Linked DNA regions of Homo sapiens: all the other regions are linked to region 2. Evidence: chromatin loops called from intact Hi-C (ENCODE). Cell type or tissue: Panc1. All regions are shown on one strand.

Region 1 (8,000 bases), 290 kb after region 2:
GACTTCAGCTTCAAAAGACAAAACATGTAGGTTGCCTCTAAGCAGGAGTGAAACATACATTTCAATGGAAAAATGGGATGTCAGAGGTCACAACTGCTGTGGAACACATCTCAAGGAAGAATCAATATCAAAATGATCATTAAAGGTACCATGGAGTTCACAGAGGCCAGAGCAATAACACTTCAGGATGCTGAAAAAGAGGGAAGAGAGGAAAAGTTTTCCTGTGTGCTGGGTAAATGTGCTTTTATTTTTACCCTTGAATATAAAACACAGTGGCAAAAAAAAGTTATTAAAAGGGGTATAAAACTACAAATGTTCTTTCTCTTATTGAGCAAGATGGTCCTAACAAGTACTCATTAGATAATACTCTGTTCTGAAGAATACACTTCCATGATTGAAGTGGATTTTATGTGGAGTATTGGACGGTAAGGGGGAGGAATTGAATATATCAGTTGAAACTCTTGCTTGGGCAACTGGTTGATTGGTGCTACCATTCACTGAGTTAGGAAAGGCAGGAAAATGAACTGATTCCTGTGAAAGATAAGAGGTTTTGGGGGCATGTTCTGGTTGGGGTATATTGTTTTGTTCATTATCCAATAACCAATGCCCAGCAATGTCATGACATCTAGAAGTTGCTAAATATATATTTGTTAAATAAATGAATGATATAAACGGAGCTGTTAAAGACATAGTTTGAGAGACTTGGGCTGAATAGATTTGGGAATCATTAGTACTCAGGTGATAATTCATGGGAATTTAAAAAGATCACATACAATCACATACAGAGAGATAAGAACCAATGATAAACTTTTAAACTTCTCTATGTTACTGGCAACAATTTTTCTCTCTGTAGTCCCTAGAGTTGAACAGACACATTTCAAGCCTTATCCAAGTTTAGGACTTTTGGAAAGCATTGCAGTTGCGAATAAGAGAATGTGCTTGGAATCTTACTCTTGTGCATTGAAGAAGGATAAGAAACAGGAAGAAGTAGAAGAATAAGGTAAATATTTTGAGTCTCTGCTGATACAATGTGCGATTATAGCTTTCACAGCTATCTCACTTAATTGCTATATCAATTGTATGAGGAAAGGAAGGCAGACATTAAGCTGGTATTCACCATATAAGACTGTTCTGATTGGTCACACTTCTTTTCTGATTGGTATGTGCCTGTGCCTTAACTAATTGATAAATATTTTGAGTTTAACCCTTGGAGGCAGAGGCATTGTTGACCACATTTAACAAATGAGGCACAGAGACTGAAAGTCCAAGGTCATAATGTTTGTAATTATTTTAGCGGAGATGTGAAACTACTGGGCATGTATGTCATCAAGCCAAGAGCAGCCCTTAACTTCTCCCTCTGAGCATTCAATTATTTCTCCTTTAGCCAATGGCAGAGAAGAAACTTTTTAATAGAGGGCCAAGAACTCTGTATATGTAGACGGTGGTCTCTGTCAAGTTCACCTCCTAGGCGAGTCTCTTCTTAGTGGGCCAGTGGTTGTTTCTAGTTAGAGCTCCCCACAACATATCATAGGCATTGTTTAGTTCTGTGGAGTCATCTTGTATCCCATCTGGTGTACCCTCTTATGTTAGCCTTTAAGTTACTGAATCTAAAAAGCATGATTAAAACTGGCTACCTTGTAGTTGCCCTCCAATAGGTATCAAATACATTTTAAACACAGAACTTTCTCACAAATTTATTTTATGTAACAAATATCTACAAAGCTGACTTTTGTTGTCTATCCTTTTTGAAGTCTAGAATTACTAAGTTTTAAATGTGTAGATAATCATGAAAGTGGTGCGTCAGTAAAATGCTGAATAGCATAGTTAAATGGGATCTGGAATTGCTCTGATGGGGAATGTTCAGAGACAGAGATGACAGCTACTTAAAGGGACTCATTTAGGTAATTTAAATTGCTTGCATATTGTGTATAAAACATTCTATCTTCTTTAATAATGAGCAACAAGTTGAAAGCCTAATGGAGTAGGCAAGACTGAAGTCCCATTTATGATGAATCCTTTGATAAATCAGCCCTAAAATTTACATTTTATCTTTCGTATTCTTAAAAGTAGATAAGCAGAAAATTTTTTGGAATTAGTTTTAACAAAACCTTTTGATTAAAATTTTCTTTGTTGAAACTTATCTCAAAGATTTTTTAATAGTTAAAATCAAATAACAGAACATTAGATTTGGAGTCATTTTTCTCTGCAAGAGCTCATAGAAATATCCTTTTAAAAATATTTCAGCTAAAAAATCAGCTATAATGGCAATAACAGTATCATAAACACATTTTTAATTAACATTGCATTAATTAAGAGCACATAGATTAGAATCTAAGAAAATGTATGCCCATGAGTTTATTTGCAGGTGTATTAGTGCAAGTTTATCAATATTTTAGTAGTTTTAATTATTTCACAGAGATTTAGAATCTACTCATTAGAGTCTGATGAGCACAGGGACTATCTGGAGAAAGTGTGAGTTATATCCTGAAAATATCTCTAACATCAGTTCCAGTTGTGGCCTATAAATAGTATCAATCTCTCTATCTCCCTCTCCTTCCACATCTGATAATTCTGAGGACCAATATATTCTAAGTAAATGATTTTATATTATATTTTCTTTCTCCTCTTGAAACTTTATTGGTTTAATCCAAGGTCTCATATTTTTTTTCTGACACTCAGCATTCCATTTCCCATTTTTTGCCTTTTTAACAAGGGTACCAAATTCCCCTAGCTACAGTCATTTTTTTTCCAGTGGGTATTTAGCCAGTCCTGACCAAAGTCCCCCTGCTCCCCACTCCCACACCCCAGCACAGCAATTTGTTCAGGGATGGGACTGTCACTCAAATTGGTGCAATCAGACTGAACCTTGGGTTGTGTAATATGGTTACAGAGAAGAGGCACTCTCATCCTGCACAGAGTAGAACTTGGGAGGATGTGGCCCTGCAGCAGATGGTAGCTGTCTGTTCACTTGAAAGAGCTATGGAAAATTGACACTTTCCTTTTGGATTAGAATTTGAAGAATATAGCTAGAGGTCTCTGGCAGCTTTCTTGCCACCAGGTGGAGCCTGAGATAAAACCATCATGAAGGAAAGCAGAGATGTCAGATAGAATGAGTCCTGGGAACCCAATGTGAACTCAGTAACTGTTTCATGAAGTTACCCTCATGAGACAATTTTACTTGAGATTTCTGTAGCTTGTGACCAATGGATGCTAACTGATCCATCTTTAGTCAAAAGTGCAGATTCCGTATCACGAAGTTCAAGTTGCTTCACAATGAGCATTTGATTACTCTCTTCGGTGTCAGCTGTCACTCTGTTCCATAGCCATACAGTTTACTGCCAGACAAGCTGAATGTCTCACCATTTGCCCATCCTTTCATGATATTTTGCCTTTGTGTACATGGTAAATTCCCACTCATTTTTTGATCAGCTCAAATATACATTTTCCAATAATATTTTCTCTAACTCTCCAAGGATGAATTATCTATTCTCTGATTCTCTAAGGATTTTGCTCATATTTTGGTTACTGTATATAGTAAGAAAAAAAATTGTTTAATACTCACTCTCACAACTTTTCTGATACCAAATATGAGTAGGGGTTCCCACACCAACCAGTTCTTAGCTGACACCAGTAATTTAACTCACTTCTTACACTAACTACCTGGAGTTAGCACAGACCCCACAGATTAAGGGCTCAGTCCCATAAAACTACCCTCATTTCTCTCACCAGTCACAAGTCCAGAGCCTCCCGTACTGACAAGCTATTAAACAGGAGTTCTCACAATCCTCTCTTTGGGTTTGATAATTTGCTAGAGTGGTTCACAGAACTCAGGAAAACAGTGACTTAATGAAACTGCCATAAAAAACCTTAAACAATAGGGTTTAGAGAGTTCCCAAGCTGTTGCCACATAGAGGTACTGTGAGGGTGGCATGCCCAGAGAGGGCATGGAAGCCCCATGCACTCTCCCTACCACATCTTACCCTATGCATCTCTCTCATTTGCCTGTGTCCTTTATAACAAAATAGCATATGCATTGTTTTTATGCATCTCTCTCATTTGCCTGTGTCCTTTATAACAAAATAGCATATGCATTGTTTTGTACTGTATTTATGAACTGGAAACTGTGTGTTATTAAAGACACTAGAGGTTACAGCAATGCTATCAGAGTAGCAAGAAGAAAAGTCACTGCGTCTCTTAATAATCTGTTGACAGATTTAGACCTGAGAACATTTTGTGAATTAGGTTAAATGTGCTAACATTTTGAAGAAACTGAAGGATTAACTTTTAAGCTCATTAGATCTGCAAATGGCTAAGAAATAATGCCTAGCTACTAAAAATAGATCAATTTCTTTTTCCTGAAGGCTTCAAATGGCATGTTTATTAAGTGTGCACTTAGAAATTTTTTCATTTATGTTTATCTGGTTTTTGCCTTCTTTAAAACATTTCTGAAATTGCCTGAACACAACACAGAAATGTTGCAAACGCACACTCTCACACCTCTAATTTCCTACCTTTGAAATAAATATTAAAATGGTGTTCATGTTTGATTTAGGTACATCTGGCTGGGGCTCAGAGTATGGCCATTCTCTCCAAATTGTTTTAATTTTTTCATAACTAAGAATTTGGAGAAGTTAACAGACATAAGTTTAGGTAATTAAGTTGTACTGCTAATTAGGAATAGTGGTAGACTATGTGAATGATGACTTACAAAGGTCATAAGTGAAAATTAAGGGGCATGTGAAATAAACTTAAACTGAAAGTATAAGTTTAACAGGGAAATGGATACCCTACATAGGATACCATATATACCACACGTTTCTATTTATACTTGCAGTTCTACCCATTTAAATAATTTTAAATCAATGCATTCTTTAAAAAAATTAAGATAATTGAAAACAGTGTTTATCTAACAAGGTTGCTGGCACAGTACTTTCTAAAGCAAGAATTACCGATTTGTATTATGTATTTAAGTAGTAGGGAAACCTCTAAACTGCAAATTAAGACAGTTTTAACTCAGAATTCTCTTCTTCCAAATTGCATTATTTAGAATAAATTTTAACTATATTCTCTACGTGTTATGTGAAACAATACTCCACTGGACTAATTCTTTCTTTGGGGGTGGGGGAGTAGCAAAGGAAGTTTTGGCTTGCTATCAGCCACATGGGTACAAGTACATAAATAATTTAAAGTCAGGTGGTCGGCTATGGTGGCTGATGCCAGTAATCTCAGTGCTTTGGGAGGCTGAGGCGGAAGGATTGCTAGAGGCCAGAAGTTTGAGGTATGCCTAGGCAACAAAACTAGACCCTCTGTCTTTACAAAAAAGAAAAAAAAAAATAGCTGGTGGCTATGGTATGTGTGTGTAGTCCCAGCTACCCGCGAGCTAGAGGCTGCAGTGAGCTATTAATATGATTGTGCTACTGTGCTCCAACTTGGGTGGCAGAGCAAGACACTGTCTCTAAAAATTATAATAATAATTTTTCAAAAGTCAGGAACATAATAAGCAGGTTGTTGTGACATCCCTTTTCCCCTTTGGCACAGCCTTCCCACGGACACCATTCCCTGCTCCTACCTTCAAAATCTTGGAGTGTGGGAGTCAGGAGTCACTTCTTGGCAGCTTCTCCCTGGGCTGCCAAATCTGCCTCTTTCTGATCAGCCAGGAATATGGCTTGCTCCTTCTGGAAAGCTGCCAGCATTAATGAAATCATGTTTGACTCTTACGGTTTTGTTTCTTTACTTGAGACTCAAGACAAATTTGAGATGGTGATCTCCTCTCTTTTTTCCCCTACACATTTACCATGCTACACCCATGCCTGTATAATCCAGTTTAGTTTGAAGAGAGAGCATATACCTTTATTTTCCTTTTTTTGGTCTTAAATATACATCTTTATTTTCTGGTTAAATGGATAGGATTTCTAGTTAAGTAGATAAATAAATGATTGCATAAATGTATGAATGAAATAAAGGTTACGTCAATAAAAGAACTGCAGTACTGACCAATGGATCTCCCGAATTGCTCTTTCGGTAAGGGAACAATTATTTAACCCTAACTGACTGTAGATGTCTCCTTGGAACTCAGCCTTTGACATAGATCCTGAATGAACCACATGATGAGCTTTAAATAGTCTGCTTAAATTGATTAAGATAGTAAGTGTTTGCTGGCTTTTCTGAGAAGATTATAAATTATTTTTAGAAAAACACAAAAATCAGGTTGAGAGAGAGACGGAGAGATGCTTCAATTGGGCAAAGCTTTCTGGAGAAGTACATTAGAAAAATATATGTGATGAGGCCCATCCTCCCTGTGTAACTACAACAGTGGTTATATCTGGATAGCATCATTTCACATAGGTTTATTTTCTTCCTTTTTGTTTTCCTATTTTATTAGATTTCTGTGTTTTGCTTTTGCAATCAATGAAAAATAAAATTGAAATTAAAATATTTTAAATTAAAAATATCTGCTGTCTCGTAGATAGCTATAAGCAAAGATCTCATCGTTAAGAAATCCTGTTCTACATTTAGAATTCTCTCTTAAACTACAGAAATGACAATTATTTCCTATTTAGTTATGACTCTAGGAGATAAAGGTTTAGGGCACAGTTTCCCAAATTATGTTCAATAGATTATTAATATTCTGAAAGTTTGCTAGTAGGCATTCCTTAAAACCAGGATTCTATAATCAAACGAGTTTTAGAAACTTGAACTTAACTGAACTTAAAATTAACAGGCTTATTTTACAGCTAGTTTCTCAGAGACATTTCATGTAATAATATGCCTTATGATTTCTCCAGGAGGAGATACAATGTGTAATGTTCCCTAAAGCTCTTTCACTAAGAACTTTTCTTACCCAGAATTTTCATTAACACATGGCATAATACAATTTGTGGAAAAAATATAGTGGAAGGTTTCTGCTGCTGCATTCAAGTGGGACCTAATCCTGTGCAATGGTTGCTTGTAATCCTGTGCAATGGTTGCTTGTTTCCAATTTTGCTTTCACATGGCTTTGGTTCACTTTTTACCATTTCTTCATATACTTAAGCATAAAATTATCTTTCATGTTTTCTATTTATATCTGGGAGGTAGAAACAAGATACTTTTTTTTACAGAAAGGATATGTTGTTATGAATTGTACTCTCTCATAATACACACCCAGAGAATTTTTTTTCTTTTGATTTTTCCGAGATGGAGTCTCACTCTTGTTGCCCAGGCTGGAGTGCAATAGCTCAGTATTGGCTCACTGCAACCTCCGCCTCCCAGGTTCAAGCAATCCTCCTGCCTTAGCCTCCCAAGTAGCTGGGATTACAGGCATATGCCACCATGCCCAGCTAATTTTTTTTTTTTTTTTTAATTTTAAGTAGACACAGGCTTTCTCCATGTTGGTCAGGCTGGTCTCAAACTCCCGACCTCAGGTGATCCGCCCACCTTGGCCTCCCCAAGTGCTGGGATTACAGGTGTGAGCCTCTGCACCCAGCCCATTTATTATCAATCATATATGATAAGCATACAAAAAAAAAGCATAAAGAAGACTTTAATGGATACCTGTGTAAGCACCAGATTTTAGAAACAAAACCTTACAGTCAAGGTGAAGTTCTCTAGTCCTCTCCTGATTCTCACCCATTAAAAGTTGGCATCTGTTGAATTTGAATACTTTAAATACATATTTTTATATTTCTAAGACATGAATGAATGGTATGGGTGGCAAACTCACAATCTGTTGGTGTGGGATTTTTTGTATTGTTTAAGGCTTACAATGAATTAAACCTTAATTATAATGACTTATAAATGTCCCATTATTTATTATAAATATTCCATTGGTTCCTGAGAAACATCTATTTTCCAATGTTTGAATGTTCTATACATGTTTATGATATATGAATATATGCTTTTATCCTAGAAACATCTATTTTCCAATGTTTGAATGTTCTATACATGTTTATGATATATGAACATATGCTTTTATCCTATTCATTTTTTCCACAGACCTATCAGCTACTGAGAGGAATGTT
Region 2 (8,000 bases):
ACTTCTTTTCATGGGCATTTGTCCATGTATCTGTCTAACTGTATGTACATACAGGTCACCCCTTGTCTGGCCACCAAAGAAACGACAAAATGGCCCTGTGATCTACAAGCATAGATCTCGGTAAAGTGGAGTGCGATGCATGAATACTGCAAAGATCCAGGTTCTAACCTAAGTAGTGTTTGCTTTTGCTTTTTCTAAAATCACTCACATGCATTTCAACAATAAATACCTTCTCTTTCTGTTTTTTCAACTAAAATTTGGTTTCCTAAAATCAACCTGCAATCCAGTTTTCTTTGATTCTATTAGTTAATCTAACCTAGCATTTTTATGATAGCCCACTTTTTGGTAGTACAGTAGCCCCCCGTTATCCACCAGGGGTACTTTCCAAGACCCCCAGTGGATGCCTGAAACCATAGATAGCACCAAGCCCTATGTATATTATGTTTTTTTTTTCTATACATGCATACCTACATATGATAAAATTTAATTTAAAAATTAGGCACAATAAGTGATTAACAGCAATAATAGAACAATTACAACAATATTTTCTGATAATAGTTATATTAATGTGGTCTCTATCTTCCTCAAAATAGTGTTTTTTTTTTTTTTTTTGAAACAAAGTCTCACTCTGTCACCCAAGCTCGAGTGCGATGTCAAGATCTCGGTTCACTGCAACCTCTGCCTCATGGGTTCAAGCGATTCTCCTGTCTCAACCTCCTGAGTAGCTGGGTTTACAGGCGTGCACCACCACACCTGGCTAATTTTTTGTATTTTTAGTAAAGATGGGGTTTCACCATGTTGGCCAGGCTGGTCTCGAACTCCTGACCTCAAGTGATTCACCCACCTCGGCCTCCCAAAGTACTGGGATTACAGGTGCGAGCCACCCCACCTGGCCCAAAATACTGTAATATTTTTGGACCATGTTTGACTGTAGGTAACTTAAACCACAGAAACTAAAATTGTGGATAAACTATAATTGTGGGGGACTACTGTACAAGAACGAACACATTTCGAATATAGAAAAGTGTTCTGGTGAGATAATTCTCTGTGTTATTTACTATTTAAATCTAATTTCCTTGTATGCCCATGACAACAACTAGCATAGAACTCATATAGAACAGGGCCACTGTGCTTTGCCTACATAATTTTATCATTTATGCAGAAAGGAAGAACATGTCACTGTCATTTTGTGGCCAGTAAACTAGTTGTCAAATTTTAAATGGAAAATATGTTAGTTAATATAAAACAATTTTTTTGGCAAATTTCCTGCGAAGCTGTCCACAAAACAATAAAAACACAACAAGGATACAATGTGTTTCCTTCAAACAGCCCTCAGCTAGCCTGCTAACAGGGGCTGAAACCTTTGATTTAGCTGTGATCTCCTAAATCAGCTGAGCCCAGTAGGGAGGTTATATAACTCACCCATTATTTAAATGTCCAAAAGTAATATCTCTAATTTATTTTCTACAATGTTTATATTGGATTTTTATGGTAATTAAAGACAGTATTGTGGCAAAGCTTTTTTTTTGCACAATTTTACAAAAGAAGAAATCAACATTTTAAGAATGTAATAACTGCTCTTATAAAAGAATAGTCACATGTTGCAAATAGAGGTTTAAGTCCCTTGAAAATGTTGGAATGAAATGTAGTAATCTATGACTTTTCTGCCTATAAATATCACCAATAAAAGAATTTTTAGGATTACTTTATATTCAGTAAGAGTAGACTATTTTTAAACTTTAAAAAATAGAAAAAAAGATTAAAAGAAAAAGCTACTTCCGTTTTGAACCTGTGAATGCATAACCGTTTGTAAAACTCCTTCTCCTTTTCTCTAGGTTTTGCCAGCAGCACACCATATCTGTACCTGCTGGAGAATATTGCAGTGCAGCCTTTAAAAGAGGCAGTGCTTTTCTTAATCCTCTGGCTTCCCCAGGCCACTGATTCTGTTTGTTTCCTTCTTCAGGATCTGTGAATGCACAGAAGCTGAGGCAGAGATAATTCTGCAGCTGAAGAGCGAGCTCAGAGAAAAGGAATTAAAATTAACGGATATTCGGCTGGAGGCCCTCAGCTCTGCTCATCATCTTGATCAGATCCGGGAAGCCATGAACCGGATGCAGGTTGGTACTGAAGCACTTTCAAGGAATAAAATGGAGAAACAAAAAAATGCTGCTTATTCTGTTCTCTTGGTTAACACAGAATAAATTCCACTTGGAAACCCACCTTAGAAATGTACTCTGTTTATTCAGTCTTTGCAACTCATCTGTTAGTACTGAATTGAGAATTTTGTCAAATCCAAGTTTGGAAGTGGGAGTGCAAACTGGCAAGTTGTATTCAAGAACCATTCAGGATACTGTACTAGTAATTGGATTCAGGTTGAGAGCTAAGCTTTTAGAGAAGCTACTACAATTCTTGCTTCTTCACTTTTCCATCATTTACTTTTATTTTGGCTTTTTGCCTGTTCTTTTGAAATCTGATTTTCACATACTTTCACCAGTTTTCTACTGAAATACAAAAGTAATGAGGAAACTATAGAAATTCAACACAAGCTTTCTGAATACAGAAGTAAAAGTGATTTAGAATGCCATCTGTAAAAGTAAGGCTTGTGTATTTTTTTGAAAAACATCTAAAGGCTAAATTCAGAACCAGTCTGTGCTCAGACTAAGTTTTCATTTTATTATTGTATACCAGTAATCACTTGGTACCACAGATGACTGCAATAAGAAAAGCTCATTGCTGAGCAGATTCATCTGCCACTGTATATGTTCATCTAAAGACTTTTGTTGTTTTTTTATGAGCTTAGTGTCCCGATTGGAAGGAAAAAAAGAAACTTTTTCAGATGTTAGATATGATTTTGGAGTAATTTTAAATCACCTTATTGACATTATTTTTGTTTTGCTCTGTCTTTCAACTGTCTACAGATTTATAACAATATTACAAATGGCATTATATGCTTATAAGATTTTAACATCACCTTTAAAATGAGAAGTGTTATGAATGATTTCATCATATTTTTCTTAATTCAAATGAGACCAAGTCCTCATGATTTAGTTAAAAAATAATGATAAGCATGTCGAATGGTTGGATTGTCTATATTTGTGAATTCAGGAATGTATAATGTGTGAGAGAGAAAAAGGTTAAATTTCCTTCTTGGGAAGGAAATCCTATTTCATATCTTATATTTCTTTATTTAACATATTAACATGTTTTATTTAACAAACAAGCTAATTAACTCTGATAAAAGACTTGGTGCTATTTTCTCAATCAAACCAACTCAGTTTTTTTCATGTTTTCCATCTTCATAACAGAATGAAATTGAAATACTGAAAGCTGAAAATGACCGGTTGAAGGCAGAAACTGGTAACACAGCTAAGCCTACTCGGCCACCGTCAGAATCCTCAAGCAGCACCTCCTCTTCATCTTCCAGGCAGTCATTAGGACTTTCTCTAAACAATTTGAACATCACAGAGGCTGTTAGCTCAGGTGATTTAGTGCACATGCTTGCCTGAATCACAGCATACCCATGAGTTAACGGGTGGGAAGCCTGGAATTTGGAGAACTTTACGTACTCTTAAAAATGTTACACTCTAATTCTCAGAAATAGTCCTAGTTTGATCTTATAAATCTAGTCTACTTAGTTATAATTTTAAAAGCACATTCTCTGTCCAAAAGTCAGTCTTAGAGATATGGTCTTCATAATATTTTTAAGAAATCACTTTTCCCTAGGAAGTACTTTCTCCATGATTCTGATGATGAAGAAATACTCTCAGTGATGATAATTAGTACTTATGGATATAATAATAACCCCAATGACTTTTATTAAGTGTGCAAAACCCATTTATAAGTGTAGCAGGCTTTATTTTCTAAATCTGACTTGATGAACCTGTGTGATGCTGCTCTGAGAAAACAATAATGCTACTGTCACCCAGTCTGCAGCTCTATTAAATTTCCAACAAAGATAAAGAACACAGTACTAGTGATGGAACAAGGGTACAGTTTTGATTTGATTGCAAATAGAATCATATGACATAATGTCATCTTAATATCTCATGAACCATTCAAGCATAAAGTGTAGCTGTTTCTGTGGAACAGTTCATTCAAGAGAATCATTTCAAGGATAGAGAATTTAGTCTATATAATATTTACATGAGGATCTATGGTAATTGTGAAGCACGGCCACCAGATGACGCTTGGAAACCAATAATATGTATGTTCCTAGCCAACGTTAGATTCCATTATAGAATGGAGATAGTACACTGCTTGCCTTAAATCATATTAAAATACAGAAGGAGAAGGAGAAGGGAAATGACATGGCATGCTGATATTGATTACATTTCCAATGAATCACATCTCTTCTAAAAAGACAGAATGTTAAAAATTCTGCTATTATGGCTGCTCTTCATAATATAAAATAATGGCCTTCATCTTATATGTAAAAGACAAGTGGGCACTCCCTGTAATTTAAGAAAACAACTTTTGTAAACTTCTGGTGGGGATTAGAGAAAGAAAATAAATTCTGAGAATAAGCATCAAGTACAACTAATGTCAGAAGCCAAGTAAAAAGCAAGAGATTTCAGAATTAAATGAACTTATAGATCATTAGGTAAAATAAGACTGTGGAAGTGGATGGTAATTTGAGTTTGTAAATTACACATAAAGTATTATCCACACTCAACAAAATATTCTGCAAAAGAAAGAACGCAAATGTTTAAATGTATAGAATCTGGCAGTTCTGAACAACATCCTCTATGTTGGCTTGTTGCTGATGGACCTGACAGAGAAGTGAAGTAAGATCTACATCTCATAATGACCAGTGCATTTCTGGATCCTCAGGCTTGTCTCCTAGGAAAAGACAAAGGCCAGTACCTTATAGGTCAGACTAATGGTAGGGTTTCACTGCCTTTTATAAAATTCTGTTTTATTTTATGAAAATATGATAAGGTTTGAAGGAGGCAAGTTTAATACTGAAGGTGGTTTAGAAAAAACAGACACATATAAAAAAAACTTAGTATCTAGGAAAAATAGAACTCATAAAGATAAATATAAAATCAAAGAGTTTAAATTTACAATTTCTATGTTTATTGGTCTTAACACATTGATGGCCATGATTAAGAATTTAAGGCAATTTTTTAGGAGGAGCCAAGTTTTACGTTTTTTTAATACCTTTTTTTACCCATTCCCTAAGTTATTTTTAATATATCTTATTTCCTTAATTATTTTTCAATAGTGATACTTATGTCTGAACTAAAAAAATTAAATCACACAACCAGAATATTGTTTTCATTACTTTCACTCTTGTGGAGTGGGTTCAACACTTGGAAATCAAAACTGCCTTTATGCTGGGGCTTTTTAACAGACAGACTTTCTAAGTTTCATGATTAATCTTAAGATAAAGAAAGTAGGCAGGAGAGAGGATAATTGGCAAATATCTAGTTCCTGAAATATTAATTGCATGTTCCTTGCATCCAGTAAAGACAGACATTTCAGAAGTCTTCAGTTTTTGGCCAGAATTTTACTCAATTATAGCCAGAATGGCAGACCTCTTTAATTTTTCCTTCAAAATATAGACAGAGGACCATGACTTATTTTCTAGTAAAAAACAAAACAAAACAAAAACAAACAAACAAAAATACAGAAGGCTCTCACATTAATCTTGCTGTTTTTCCTGGAGTTGTTTCATCAGGTGACCATCCTGTCAATATTCTCTGAACTGGGGAGATTCGGAGTCATGATGTGAGCCACCCACAGTCAACAGAAGGAGTTAGAATAAACACAAATAATGGCTGGAAGAGCAAAACTTAGTAAACACTGAGGATGAAGTGCTTTAAAAGTATTATCTTTTATGTTCTCAATAACTCTACCAGGAAGGTGCTGTTAAAGCCCCATTTTATAGCTGAGGAAGCCAAGACTTAGGAAAGTGACTGTAACAATTTGTTCAAGATCATGAAACTAGTAAGCAGCAGAACTAATAATCAAACCCTGGCTTGGATGAATCCAGGACCTGGACTTTTCACTATTGTGTTAATTTTGCTTTAAATAGCCACATAATAAAAGCAAAGAATAGTTATTCACTCATCTTTGGTAAATATTTATCCTACTGTTGTCAGGAGAAATTTCATATTGTAAGTGTAGTTTTTAGAAGTAAATATGGCATGAAATGAATAACATATTCCAAGGCAAATTTAAGCAGCTTATGTGGATCAACAATCAGGCCAACCTCCTTTGCTATGGACTACTTGGCCATGTGTGATTTGGTCCATACTTATTTCCATCCACATCATTTCATACTACTCCTCACCCTCCCCTTGTCTCTACATTCCTGCTACCCTAAACATCTCTGTGTTCCTTTAACATACCCAGCTTACACATCTCAGGGTTTTGCACTGTTTTTGTTGACTGAATCTTTTTCCCTTGTTCTTCACTTATCTAGCATTCCTCAGCCTTCTGGTCTTATCTCCAAATACCACTTCTTCAAGGAAGCCTTCCAGGATGACCTATCTATCTAGAGCAGGCTCCCTTCAGTTACTTTCTGTTTCATTGTTTGGTTTATATTAGCAGAGTGCTTAAACTATTCTGAAATACATACTCCAAAAAAACAAGGAATTCACTTTCTTTCTCATCTTGGTATTCATTCCCAATATGCAGCAAAATTTCTGATACCATTTATACCTAATAAATATTGGTCAAATATTTTTGAGCATTTATGAGTAATTAAGACAAGTACTAAAGTAATTTGATCACAAACTACCAGAAGTCTAGATGTGAATAGCCAATGGTAAACCACTCTAAACTTCTTAAAAAGGAGCAAGATAATTAAAATGACACTTAAGGAAGAGTTTTATTTTTGAGTGGAGTAGGTGAAAAGGTGAAAGACTATTAAGATGTTAACTTGGGAAAATAATTAAACTCCAGTGCAGGAGATTATCTTTGATGATTTAAAAATTTATTGCAAAGCTCTAAAAGTTCTAAAAGTTCTCAAGCTCTGAAAGTTGTTTTTAATTGTTATGATCTTAGAGTATTTTTATTGCTTACTTTCAAAATTACATATACTTAATTATTAAGATAATAGAAACCATTCTATTTTTGGAGGCCATCTTATTAGAGTGTTGATTTCTATGATGCTATAGTCGTAATCTTTTTTTCTATAAATTTATTGTCAGAGCAGTTGAGTCCTCTTTTCACCAGGAACATGTGCTCTTTAGAATGTAATGGAGTTTCATTTATCCACAGAACATTGTCTTAATATTAAGCATGGTTCTATGATAGTATTATTATTAAAGGAAAGCATATATTTGGAATAGTTTGCCTTAATAATTCTCCAAATTGGAAATTAATCTGGTATAATATATTTTGAAAGTTAATCTTTAATCACCATTTAAAGGCTGATATTTTAAAGGTAGCTAACTTTATCATGCTTCTGTAACTCTTAGCTGATTACTAGAAATACTATTTTGGTTTTGAAACTATTAGCATAAAGGATTCCGGAGAGCAATCATAATTCCAGTATAATGCCACAGTTGAAATTCAATAACAGTACCTAATAATTATAAAGATAAGGTGAGTAGTTATATAGCTGGCTGTGTCAAATGCTTGAAAATAATTTCAGTTGACAGTCAATTTCAGCACCTTTACATTTATAAATTACATGGATATTGAGCTTGGATATTTTAGATTGGATAGAAAAATCAGATGGCTGTCAGTTTGTCATGGTTATAATGGTGACTAAATATTACTCAGGTATTACTCAGACCTATGTGTAATAGAAAAAGAAAATTCTTATTTCCTCATCTAAAGTCAGTGAGTGGCCCAACACTTGAGTGAAGATCTTTGCAAGCAGAAATAAATTCTTAGATTGAAACTTTAGCCCAACCACAGTAATTCATCTTCTGGAAAGCTGAGGCTTTTCAAATCAGTTAGGCTAGAATGGGAAGCAAATCCCATTGAAAGATATAAAACTATGAGGGAGAAAAGAATGACAGTAAACAAATCTGAGCTAATGTTAT
Region 3 (8,000 bases), 400 kb after region 2:
CTCAGAAAACAAGCTGCTGAAATCCTAGCTTGTAAGTCAAATAATAAGACACAATGACTTTCTGACCTGAATGATAATTTCAGCACACCTAATTAGATCAAGTACATAGCATCTTGGATAATTGAAATGAAACTTCAAATGATAAGCAGTTGAATTTCAGCAAAATTTTGAAGAAAATTATATAAATTTTTCTATAAAGAAGAGAACTAAATTCCATCTTTAAATAGTCTGCTTTTATAGCAACATAGGATTAGGGTGAGATAGTGAATGAAAAAGCAAAAATAAGTGATGGTGCTAGTTTTAAAAGTCAGCATGTTATTGGAATATACAAACAGTTGTATAATTTCTAGAAGCCACAACATAATTTTTTCTAGAAATAAAAGTGACCTCTTGGCTACTGGGCTGGCCTTTCTGGAGGCAAAAACTGGAAGACTTTAAGAATCTGTTTTCTTTTGTTTGTTTAAAAACATGATGCTATTTTATAACTGAATTTGTAATTGCTCAAGAAGTTAAAAATAAAAATAGATTATTTCTGTTAAAGAAACATATGTTGGATTATACAGAAATTTTCAGACCTGAAATTGAAAAAGTACACAACACAGATTATCTATTGACAATGGAGAACCTGATATCGAGGATTTTGCTAAGAGTGGTTGGTTGCCATGGCAGTAAGAAATAAATGCAGATACTAATGGGGATGAATATACCCTGTAGTGGTATCAGATAGGATCAAAATGGCAGGAAAAAGTTTCATTTCCCTTCTAATTTGGAAAAAAAAAATGATGAGTGACTTTAACTGAGACAAATCAGATTCCAACAGAAACAAAGGCAAAATAGTCAATGCATAACTTCAGGTTTATAGAGAGTGATTACAGTCAGATCTGGATGAGAGACTGCTATCTCAAGCTACTAGTGATGTGCTACCTGACAGCCACCATCCAGGGAAGTTGGGGAGCAAGGCAAGGGCTAAACAGTTGGATCTAAGGTTTGCTATGTCCCTGGATTTAATACGAAAGATGGTCTAATACATGACTTTTGTATCTAATGGGAACAAAAATAAAATACATATGTGTGTTTTTAACTTTTTTAAAGGTCTTGTTTTTTAATTCTAGGATACGAGTGTATAAAAGATAAATCAATAACTTTTTGAGAAAAAAGTTATATTTTACTTTTAAGACATAATGTACACCTCTTGCTTAAGAAACAATAAAATCTGAAAAAACCTCGACCTTAAAAGCTACAATTTTTTTTTTTTTTTTTTGAGATTGAGTCTCGCTCTGTTGCCCAGGCTGGAGTCCAGTGGCGCGATCTCAGCTCACTGCAACCTCTGCCTCCCAGGTTCAAGTGTTTCTCCTGCCTCAGCCTCCCAAGTAGCTGAGATTCCAGGCACCCATGACCACACCCAGCTAATTTCTGTATTTTTAGTAGAGATGGGGTTTCACCATGTTGGCCAGGCTGGTCTCAAACTCCTGGCCTCAAGTGATCCTCCCACCTTGGCCTCCCATTGACCTCATGCTCATGATTACAGGCATGATCCACTCTGCCCCGCCAAAAGCTATGATTTATTACATGTTATGACTCATAACACCATCTACTGCAAAATATAAATTGTAATGTAGATTATATTAATAAGCTTTACACATCATATTTAACTTTTATTTTTTCTTCAAATTTATGAACTATGTTCGAAAAAACATCCTAATATTTCTCTTCACAGAATCATTCCTTTCCGTTCCCCACTACTCCTTCCTCTTGATTTCCACCACACCTCTGTTACTATGCCCAAGAACAAGTGTGAGAAATATGTGTTCCCTCAAGAATGCCTGGCCTCCTCCACTTTATGAAGACAGAATGTGATTCTTTCTGGGGCAGCTTGTACTGTCCAGAACACATTTCCCCATAAAGAGTTTGTCTTTGCTTTCCCAAAACCCTATGTTCAAATAAGAAAGGGGGTGATCTTTTTGTTTTCACATGGGCATACAACAAACAAGACAGTGACTAATAAAAGGTTTTTCCTCTCCTTTTTGATTTTCTGGAAAAGTTTATGTAGGATTATTCCTTAAATACTTGGTAGAAATCACTGGCGAAGCTATATAGGCCTGAGGGTTTTCTTTGTGGGAAGGTTTTTAACCATTAACCTAATTTATTTAAGAGATATAGTGTTATATAGGTTATCTATTTCTTCTTGAAAGACCATTGGCACTTTGTGCTTTCAAAGATTGTATTCTCATGGGAGAAAAATGCAGTCAGATAAAAGGAGTAAGTTCCAGCATTCAATAATACATAGGATGACTATAGTTAATAATTTATTGTATATTTCAAAGTAGCTAGAAGGGAAGATTTGAAATGTTTCCAACACAAAGAAATGATAAACGTTTGAGATGACGGATATCCTAAATACCATGATTTAATCATCACACATGTATCAAAATATCACACGTACCCACAAATATCTACAATTATTATGCATCAGTAAAAAAGAAGTAAAAGGAAACACAAACATGGTTTAACTTGGAGTGATAAGGTAATGAGCAATTTATTTTTCTTTTGTTTTGAATTCTGCGGAAGGACTTTCAAAGTTGTGCAATAAGAAATGGTGAAACCCTCTCAAAAATATTATGTCTGTTTTTCTAACTTGTCAAACTTATTGGCATAAAGTTGATGAAAATATTTCCCTGTTATCCTTTTAATGTATATAAGAATTGTAGGAATAGCCCTCTTACATTTCTGGTAATACAATTTATATCTTTTCCCTTTTTTCCTGATAGTCCGGCTAAAGGTATATCAATGTTATTTTTTAAAAAATTTAATTGTTTAATTTTAACTTTATTTTTGTTATTTTCTGTTTTCTATTTTGTTGCTTTTTAATTTAGGTTTCATTTGTCTTACTTCTTCTAGCTTCCATACATTGAAACTTAGATTATTAAACTTAAGACTGTTTGAAAGTTAGATTATTAAATTTAGCATGTCCATATTTTCGGACACAAATATTTATTGCAATAACTTTTTCTTAAAGTACTGTTTTAACTGCATTAAATACATTTTGATATTTATGTCTTAATTTATTCAATTCAAACTACTTTCTAATTTACCTTGTGATTTTTAAATTTGACCCATAGTTAATTTATAAGTCATTTGTTTAGTTTCCAAAGACTTTGGAGTTTTACAGTTATTTTTACAAGTTTTCAATTCCATGTTTAATTCTATGTGGTGAAAGGACTTAGTAGTTCTAATTTCAATCCTTTTAAATTTATTGAGTTTATGGTTCAGAATCTAGTATATATTAGTGAATATTTGTGTGCACTTGGAAAAATGTATATTCTGCTGTTTTAGATCTAATGTCCAATAAATGTCAGGCAATGTTGAAGAAGTCTTATTCAAGACTTCTATATGCTTACTGATTATTTTGCTTTCTTTCTTTAATTAATGAAGCTTTCGTAATCTCTAACTATAATTGATTGTGAATTTGTCCATTTGTCCTTCCTGCATTATCAGTTTTCTCTTCTTGTATTTTGTAGCTCCATTATTTGATGTTGTATGTCCTCTTGATTAATTGACACATACATCATTGTAACATGTTCCTCTTTATCACTGGTAATATTTCTTGTTTCAAAATCTACTTGGTTTGACATTAATATAGCTACTGATGCTGCTTTTTAATTGGACTAGCACTGTATATGTTTTTCTCATATAGTCTGTGTGTCCTACTGAGGTCTTCCCCACATTCATAGGGGCCAGATAGCCATGCCAACTTGGAGTCCTTGGGATGCTTGCAGGAGACCTGGACTTAGGGCACCCTCTAGTGCTGAAATGGCTGCAGTTGTCAGGGGTTAGGGAACCCAAGTCAGTTTACTTAGAACTTCTGAACTGTCCTACTGAAGAAAGACAAAAGCAAACAAAGCCAGACTCTGAAGAATAAATACATATATAATTCTTCAATGCACGAAAATCAACTGTCATACACAAACATCAAGAATAAATAAATAGGGAAATATGACATCACCAAAAAGACAAGATAAGGTGCCAATAAATAACTTTAATGGGATAAAGGCATGTGATCTGTCAAAGAATCCCATTAGCTACTTAAGGAAGTTCAGGTATCTTAAAGAAAACACAAAAAAGTAATTTCACAAATGTATCAGGGAAATTTAACAGAAAGGTTAAAATGATTTAAAAAATCAAATGGAAATCCTAGAAATGAAAAATACAAAGAACAAAATAAAAAATGCAATAGAAAGCATCAACAGCAAAACTGGTAAAACAGAAGAATCTATAAACTTGAAGACAGATTATTTGAAAATATATAATCAGAGTAGCAAAGAAAAGAAATATTAAAACTGTTGACCGTTCGACTATAATCTGCCTTGAACAAGATCTTTTGGAACTGAATCTATTTGGAGTTTTGTTTTTACTTTTTTTTTTTTTTTGAGCTTTCTGTATCCATTTTCTATATCTCTTGCAAGACTTGTAAAATGTTTAGCTATTATTTGATTAAATAAAGTTTCTATGCTTTTGCCCTTCTCTTCTCCTTCTGGAACACCCCAAATTCATATATTTGGTACCTTTATAGTATTCCATATCTCATGTAGATTTTACTCTTTCCTATTCTTTTCTTTTTTTAGTCTAAGTTATTTCAAAAGATCTGTCTTCAAGTTCAGAAATTATTTCTTCTGCTTCATCTAGTCTAGTTTTGATGTTCTCATTTGCACTTTTTATTGCATTCCTTGAGTTATTCAGTTCCAGTGGTCCTTTCTTATGGTATATATCTCTTTTTTGAGTTTCTCACTTAGTTTGTAAATTGTTTTTCTGATTTCTCTGTATTATTATCTGTGTTCTCTTGTATCTCACTAAGTTTCTTTAAAAAATCATTGTTTCAGTTTCTTTTGCAGGCCTTTTATAGATTTCTTTTTCATAGGTATCTCTTGCTGGAGAATTATTGTGTTTCTTTAGAGTTGTTATGTTTCCTTGCTTTTTTATGTTTCTTGTGTCCTTCCATTGATATTTGGGCATCAGGTATAACAGTCACTCTTTCCAATGCTATGCATTGGCTTTTGTAGAAGACTTTTTCTATGGGTTCATTTATAGTGTAAGTTGCTTAAAGTGCTTTCCCTTTGAATCTGAGTGTGCACAGTAGTGTAATCTCTGTGTAATTTCCTCAACTATAATCTGCATCAGTAGTGTTTATGAGTTTCTCAGTGGTTTAGGCTATGCTTATTAGTGGAAGCTGAAATTGAGGCATTGCTGAAGGCAGGAACATCAGGGGGGCTTGTCTTCAGGTGTTGGTGGGCCTGGCATGCCAATCCTTGGACACTCAAATGTTATATATGGGCACTGGTGGTAGTAGTTCTGGGCAGGCCAATCCTTGTGCCTTCAGACAGCTTGCTAAATTTCTGGCAGTGGCAGCAGTGGACTGGGCATGCAGGCAGGTCTTCAGGACCCTGGGCGGTGTGCATGGTGTTCAGAAAGACAGCAGCAGCATCACGCCAATCCTTGGGCCTCCAGGTAGCATGTGTGGACATCAGAGGTGGAAGTAGCAGACTGTGCACTGCAATCCCCAGGCTCCCAAGTGGTACCTGTAAGTGGGCACCAGCAGCATTAGTGGCAGAAAGTTGGGCAGGCCTGTTCATGTACCTAGAAGGTGTGCATGTGCCCTGGTGGGTGGGGTGGACTGACCTCAAGGCCTTTGTATCATGTGCATGTGGGCAAACAGGCTGAGTGGGCCCATCCTTAGGTCCCCACAAGGTGTGCACAAGCAGCAATGTCAGTGGGAGAGATGGGTCTATCCATAGGATTCAGGAAAACATGCACAGGTCCCGGGAGTGGCAGTGCCAGGCTGGATGGGTCTGTCCTCAGGCCCCCCAGTGGGGTACAGGGGCAGAGGCTACAGTGGGTGAGGTGGTCCACTCCAGGCCCCCAGATAGCCCTATCCAGACCCCTAGATGGCCCATCTGGGAACCAACAGTGGTGGGCAAAATGGGCCTCTCCTCATGTCCCTGGATCTCACTCAGGCACTGATGGTGGGTTGGATGACCTTGTTTTCAGGTCCCCCTACTGTGATCATGGGCACTAGCAAAATCAGGTGTAGTGAGTTGATCCCACAGGCCTGGATGATGTGCATGGCCACTGGCAGTTGCAATGAGCAGATGGGCCACTCCTTAGGTTATCCCTATGGTGTCCAAGAGCACCAGCTGTGGCTGGTGGATTGGGTTGATTCCCAGGTTCCTGGACAGCATGCTGGGGCAGCAGGGGCAGCAGTGGGCAGGGCACACCTGTCCTAAGGTTTCAGAATGGCAACTGTGTGGACCCACCTCATTCCCCCTAAAAGTGCATGGCAGGTGCATAGAAGGTCTGCTACTGGAGGGGGCAGGGTTGCTGTCAGTGGCAGCAGCCCCAGGCAGGTGGCTCTCAAGATCTGGGGAGCACACACTTTTGCTCCCTTTGTCCTGGGGGCGGCTTCCCCAATGCACTGCACCATCCATTCATCAAAGTGCCTATTTAGTTTGCCTATTGAGCAATCCAGCACATATCTCTCTTTATATGTTCTTCATTTTATTACATGTTGTCCTTTACTGTCCACTAAGAATTAAAGAGATATTTAGAAAGGCTAAGTGCTAGATAGATTGATAGAGAGATACTGCTTCATTTAATTTCATTTTGAAAATAATACTGTAAGGAAAATACTATCCGCATTTTAAGTTTGAAGAAAAAGACTCAGAGCATAAGTAAATTTTATTTTATAAGTGAAGCTTTGATTTTATTTTATCTGGCTGACTGCAATGCTATTTCTCTTCTATACATTGCATCAACATGGATTAAATTGGGAATAGCCTCTTATAGTCCCTTATAACCACAGCAGAGATACAATAACTGAGTAGCACATAGAATAAATTGAAAGTGAATTGGCAAATTGACAGGCATCATATTTAATTTTCTATGGCATTTTATATACAAACTTAAAAGAAAGGGCCTTCTTGAAGGAAGGCACTTTTCTTTATACATTATTGTTTGTCTCGCTCCCTTTCTCAATCCTAATCTCATTTGTAGTATCCATAATATTCAGAGTATAATTGTTAAATGAATGAATGTTTAATATTTTTGTTATGTTTTTCTTAAAAAATTGCTTAATTCTCTTCTTTATAAAGTATTTGTAGATGTAAAAACAGATGCACATGCACATACATGACCACGTTTTGCTCTCACAAATGAATAAAAGTTTATTCAACGTATGAGTTGAGGGCAAATGCTTTGCTTAAATCTATTCATCTGGTTATAATAAGAACAGATTATAGAGCCAGATGACCTTTTTTATCATGCTCTATACATATACTTTTACTACTGTAAACCATGGACAAATTTCTTTAAAATGTTTTAAAAACTTGGATATATAATTTAAATCAAAATTATTAACCTAGCAATTAATACAATGGCTAGAATTTTATTAACTCTTCATTTTAATGAACTCAGATACATATGTGTAGTTTTATATGCATATATATACACATGTGTATATGTACACATGTGTATATATGTATGTGTACACATGTGTATATATGTATATGCACACACATACACACGTATATATGTACACATATGTATATATACACGTATATACGTACACATATGTATATATGCATGTATATATGTATATGTACACATATGTATATATGCACGTATATATGCATATGTGCACATATGTATATATACACATATATGCATATGTACACATATGTATATATACACATATATGCATATGTACACATATGTATATGTACACATATGTATATGTACATATATGTATATAGGTACATATACACATGTATATGTATGCATGTATACAGGTGTGCATATATGTGTATATATACATATAAACACACATATATTTATATGTATACACACATATATGTATATATATGCACACATATGTACTTATGTATGTGTATACAAATGTGTATATATGTATAGAAACACATAGGTACATATATGTATATATACATATGCTC

Evidence for each region. Hi-C counts contacts between places; a loop is a spot of excess contacts. Peaks named below come from ENCODE experiments on the same cell type or tissue, not always from the same donor. Only the 100,000 strongest peaks of a DNase experiment are listed, where the experiment ranks them.
Region 1: a loop joins it to region 2, with 4 times the contacts of the local background. A loop is called at or near these places in 4 of 110 quality-filtered maps.
Region 3: a loop joins it to region 2, with 3 times the contacts of the local background. A loop is called at or near these places in 6 of 110 quality-filtered maps.

Annotation. Positions count from the first base shown.
Region 1 is chr12:78,467,714-78,475,713 of GRCh38, forward strand. It overlaps the pseudogene MRPL11P3. Among named protein-coding and RNA genes, the nearest start is that of LINC02424, 110 kb to the left of the region's middle. In Panc1, CTCF peaks have their summits at 3,049 (motif pointing right) and 3,255; a DNase peak (open chromatin) is centred at 3,058.
Region 2 is chr12:78,177,566-78,185,565 of GRCh38, forward strand. NAV3 (neuron navigator 3) reads left to right here. Exons shown (of 40, transcript NM_001024383.2): 28 at 55-120; 29 at 1,964-2,117; 30 at 3,306-3,480. Among named protein-coding and RNA genes, the nearest start is that of LINC02424, 180 kb to the right of the region's middle. In Panc1, CTCF peaks have their summits at 4,172 (motif pointing right) and 4,376; DNase peaks (open chromatin) are centred at 4,159 and 7,806.
Region 3 is chr12:78,581,104-78,589,103 of GRCh38, forward strand. No RefSeq gene overlaps it. Among named protein-coding and RNA genes, the nearest start is that of LINC02424, 230 kb to the left of the region's middle. In Panc1, CTCF peaks have their summits at 3,808 (motif pointing left) and 4,009; a DNase peak (open chromatin) is centred at 3,822.